2 separate regions of the Homo sapiens genome follow, and region 1 is linked to region 2. A link is a loop called in an ENCODE intact Hi-C map of the cell type or tissue named here. Cell type or tissue: K562. All regions are shown on one strand.

The links. Peaks named below come from ENCODE experiments on the same cell type or tissue, not always from the same donor. Only the 100,000 strongest peaks of a DNase experiment are listed, where the experiment ranks them.
Region 1: a loop joins it to region 2, with 3 times the contacts of the local background. A loop is called at or near these places in 3 of 110 quality-filtered maps.

The regions. Positions count from the first base shown.
Region 1 is chr11:5,101,313-5,103,812 of GRCh38, forward strand. No RefSeq gene overlaps it. Among named protein-coding and RNA genes, the nearest start is that of OR52A5, 36 kb to the right of the region's middle. In K562, no CTCF peak of the experiment used is centred here; no DNase peak of the experiment used is centred here.
Region 2 is chr11:4,635,707-4,638,206 of GRCh38, forward strand. OR51D1 (olfactory receptor family 51 subfamily D member 1) reads left to right here and starts at 1,771. Exons shown (of 2, transcript NM_001004751.3): 1 at 1,771-2,047. In K562, a CTCF peak has its summit at 1,368 (motif pointing right); a DNase peak (open chromatin) is centred at 1,395; H3K27me3 peaks cover 642 bases.

The DNA of each region.
Region 1 (2,500 bases), 470 kb after region 2:
CTGAAAGGGTACAGTTAATATCAACCATCCTTAATCCCAGCCAACCTAATCTCCAGTTCTATTCCCTGAATACATTCACTATGAAATCTTCTAGATGTATATTCTGGCACTTAATTATACATTACCTTATGATGGGTTTATTTAAAAATGTGGTGATTCATTCTGTTCAAACTGGATTTATTAATTACCTGCTATATACATGAGAATTTAGATTAATTATATTAATATTCACTCAGACTACCCAACTTCTTGTCTTACTTTCTGTCTCACTGTGTGTGTATATATATATATACACACACACACACATATGTATATATATATGTATATGTGTGTGTGTCTGTGTGGTTGTATATAGGTATGTGTGTATGTATGTGTTTGTATATATATTTATATATACAATACACATTTCATATGATTTTTTCTACAATTAAGTAATATAGTGTTATTTTTATTACTTTACTACTTTTATTATTTTATTAATATAGTGTTACTTTCTACAATTAAGTAATGTAGTATTACTTTATTTTTACTCATTATATTAAAGAGATATTTTGATTTACACTGTAAATTAAGCATACTATCGATACATTTTTTTCCTTTGGCTTTTGTATATTTCACAACTCTAAATATAGTACTTCCTATTATTTTATTTTTATGTATTTTAAAATTCATTTTTCTTAACTCAAAGCCAGTAAGATGAGCCTGCATGGAAAAGAGATAAGAGGCTTTATCTTATCTGATAACCATGATATCTTAATAAATTATTGGTGAGTGCTAAAGCATTGATGTGGGAAAGGGGATACATCCATTGGTAATTGATGACCTAAATCTGCACTATTGCAACATCTCATAAATTCAGATGTAAAATTTACCCAAGAGATTCAGTTTGCCTTGTGTGAATGTTTTGGGAACATTATCCTTATGTATCTGACTTCCTATTGACAATGTATGTGTCAGAAAAGAGGATGGGAAGGGGTGTCTACTTCTGCTCTAGTCCCTCCATCCCCAGTGTAGAAAATGGGATCTTTCCCAGGAGACTCTGAGCAAAGTAATTACTGGTTGATAGAAGAAATTTGAGTTGGCTGTAATTCTAGACATGCCCCACAGGGCCCTAAATACTTGCAGATTAAAACTCTCTTCCCTTTAGTTGATATGATAGAGCTCTCTGTTGGAGGCGAGTTTCTCATTAAATGTGTCATAGATACGGAGAGTGATCAGAGGCTCTTGTCTAACAGCTAAGCAACAGGCTACAGCTGAACATATTAAGCTGATATTTGATACCTCACTATTGCAGAAATATTTCCTGACAGAAAGAGGTCTTAATGGATCAGGCTGGAACACTTAAATTTTTAAAGTAACTATCTGCAAAGGGAACTTTAAGTTGTGGTATAAATGAAAATTTCCACTTCCAGGGATAATCATGTATCAAGGCATAATTGTTAATAACAGCAACCACAATGATAATAGTAAACAATGTTATCAGAGGACCAGAGATACGTGCAGATTTATACATTTGATTGCAAAGAAGGTGGCAGAAAAATAAGAATACTAGATATAAAATTAATATAATCTTGCACAATTTACTGGCTGGGAAAACTATATTTTTAATGTCATTTATAAAATACTTTTCAAAATTTGGACTTTCTCCTCTTATTTTCTCTGGACTCAATTAGATTTAAGACCAACCTTCCTCCCTTCCTTTCTTCTCTTTTTTTCTTTCTTTCTCCTACTTTTCTTTTAAAAATATTTTCCGACTTTCCTGCCATTTCTATCTCTACTCCTCCATTTTTTCCTTCTTTTTGTAATAGTCCTATTTATCTTTTCTTTCTGGAAGGAAGGAAGAAGGAAGGTAAGAAGGAAGGAAGGGAGGAAGGAAGGAAGGGAAGGAGGGAGAGAGGGAGGGAGGGAGGGAGGGAAAGGGAATATCAGAACTGCAGTGTGGGAAATCAGTAACATAGATCTTTTTAGCCTGGTGTCAACCACTATCATTGTCTTTTTAAAATTTCTCTCAAGTTTCCTTATTTCAACAAATCTCCTTATTTCCCCACTCTCAACAAGATTAGATACAATTAATATTCCTGGGAATTTATCAACCAGTAGAAAATTTGGTCTTATTTATAAATTATATTCTCACCAGAAGACTACTGGCAAAAACACGCATTTCTCTTTTAGGGGTGATTTCCAGCTGCAGTGTTTTTCATCTTTCTGCAACTATTTTCATATCTGAAGTATTATATAATACAGTGTGTCCGTGGGGTATAGGAATAAACATATAAAGAATAAATTAATAAAGCATAAGTTTTTATTTTGGGTCTGACTTTCCAAATATGCTCCATGGAAATTACTGATACCAAATAAACCGGTTTAAGGATTCTGCTAGATTTTCTGTCATTCTTCACGGCTAGTTACACTCAGGTTTTTGTATATATTGTCATGTTTTGTGGGCAGATAGCAGTGTCTTTCTGTGATTTTGTACGTTGATCTGTATAATTAAGGTCTG
Region 2 (2,500 bases):
AAGATCACACTGGCCACAGCATAGACAACAGATTGGTAGGGAAGTTCTTCTGTGAGTCTGACCAGTGAACAAGTTATTCTGATGATCTAGGCAAAAGACTGTCTTGGCTTGGAATGAAGAAAAGGCAAAAAAGATGGAGAAAGATAATCAGACTCACAAAATAGATATCTAGTAGATAAAATGAACAGAACTTGGTGACTGATTGGATGTGGTTGGAGAGGAAGGTGAGAGAGAGATGGGGAGAAGGCAGGGATGATGATTTCTAAATTTTTGACATGGCCAACAGAGTGATTTATATGACAGGGAACATAAAACAGACAGGGAGCGGGGTCCGGATTGAAGAGCAGAGATGATGAGCTTAGTTGATAATGAAATCAATGAGCTTAGAAATGATGAGTTAGGTGTTGAGTTTGAGGTGCCTGAAGGACACCTATGTCCAATAGACTTTACCATATTTGGAGTTTAGGAGATTGGTCTGGCCTGCTTGGGTGATGAAAGCTACTGGACAAAGTAAGATTACTCATAGTTACTATATAGAGGGGGAAGACAGATTATCTTCCTGGGCCATAGCTACCAGTAATGTGAGGAGTAAAGGACAAGGAGTCTCTCTGCCAACTCCATCCTGTTGACATTTAGTCTCTTCTAGTTCCAAAATACACATTTTAAAATCTCTGTGGAGCTATAAATCCTCCCAATATTGTCCATTTCACTCCTCTGTTCACGTACAAATATCTTAAAAGGGTTGTCTACATCGACTCTCTTCATCTCTTCCTAACACACTCCTCACACTGCTTCACTCAAGATTCCATCCCCCACCCTGTTATCCAGGTAGCCAGTGACCTTTGATTTCAGTCTTTTCACTGCTTGATCTCTCGGCAGCTTTCTGAACTGCTGACCAATCTTCCTTGTCAATATATTTTTTCCTGTCTCTTTTGTGGCACTGTCTACTGGATTTCCTACGTCCTTGGCTCTTCCATTTGTTTTGACTAGTAATAATGAACACAAACATTCACTGGAGACTTGCTAGTATCTCATTTCGTTTTTCACATTAAATGCTTTCACACTAAATGCTTATAGTAGTCATACTATTAATAAATGGGCGGACCCAAGTCTGTTTCCTTCTAGAGCCCCATGTTCAAACAAACATGCCACACGGTCTCATTTCTGGAGGGACAGGACATCTATGATTAGCGACCCAAGGAAGAAAGGGTGGGCTTGAGAGGGTGAGAGGGAGAGCTAAGGGGCAGCGCAGAGTAGTGGAAAGAGCTCAGATGCTAGAGTCAGTTGGGTCCTTGGTTCTTAAAGGCATCATCCTCAGAGCCATTGCTCAGGGACGGCCACGAGGCTGAAGATCCCCTGTGCGACCACAAGGTGGCAGCATGAAGAAGCGAGAGTCCCTGACACAGCTTCGATCCCCTTGGGTAGTTAGTGTGTTCGGAGCGCTGGTATCCCTGCGTGCTTTCTGCTGAGTGCCCACCCCTCCATTCCAGCAGGTCCTCTCTTCCAGCCCCGTTATTCCTCTTCTCCTTTCCACCCCGCGACACAGCCTCCCTCTAGTCTCTTGAGCTGGGCTCAGAGGGATAGTGATAGAGCTCAGTCCCTTTGGGTAGGAGTCAGGGCTCAGCTTTCCTTGGGCGTCTGAGCAGAGCGTCAGTGCCAGGGAGACCCGACTCGTTCACTCTCCATCACTCTACACACTCCTGAGGGGCCCCAGAGAAGCTATAATTGGGCGGCCTCCATGCGCTGGGGAAGCACTGGTGGTGAGTGTAGCAGGCTCAGCCCAGGGAGGTTAGGCAACGGGAGGGTCCGCAGAGACAGGCACAGAAGGCTCATTGCATAAGGAAGCCGGGACTTGATCAGTCAGCTTGGCTGCTTGGAGAGGTCTTCTAGTGTACACCTTTTCCAGATCACAGTAGCCCGGTTCCTGGACCTTGTTCCTACACAGAGGAATTTCTTCAAGCCTGTGAGACCCGTTCCAAGCTTTGCCTATCCTTTGTCCCAGGACAGGACTCCTCAGTTCCTGCCTCCTACTCTTCACTTAAGCAAGGCAAGGGGAATTACTTTACCAGGAAAAAAATGTGTGTGAGTGTGTACGTGTGTGTGTATGTGCACGTGTGTGTTGTGGTGGTGCTGGTGGTGATTGGTGATGAAGAAGGAAACTGAAGCTGGGCTGGAAAGTTGAGTTAGAGGAACACTGTGAAGGGCCTTGTCTGCATACTGTGGAGTTACTAGTTCTCACTTTATCTGGAAAGCTATGGGAATCACTCCTAACTTGCTCAGCAGGAGCCCCAGGTGTCCAGTTTTGCTGTTTAGATGGCAGTGGTGTGGAAGGTGGTTTGGAATAGACTAGGTTTGGAGGCAGGGAGGTAAGTTGGAAGGCTCTTTTTATAATCAGGGCAGAGTGGATAATATAATTAAGTTGGGAGGAGGTGTATTAAGAGGAACGGCCCCAATAATTAATTGGAAAAGTTGAATTGCATGTGGGGGTGAAAGAGGAGAC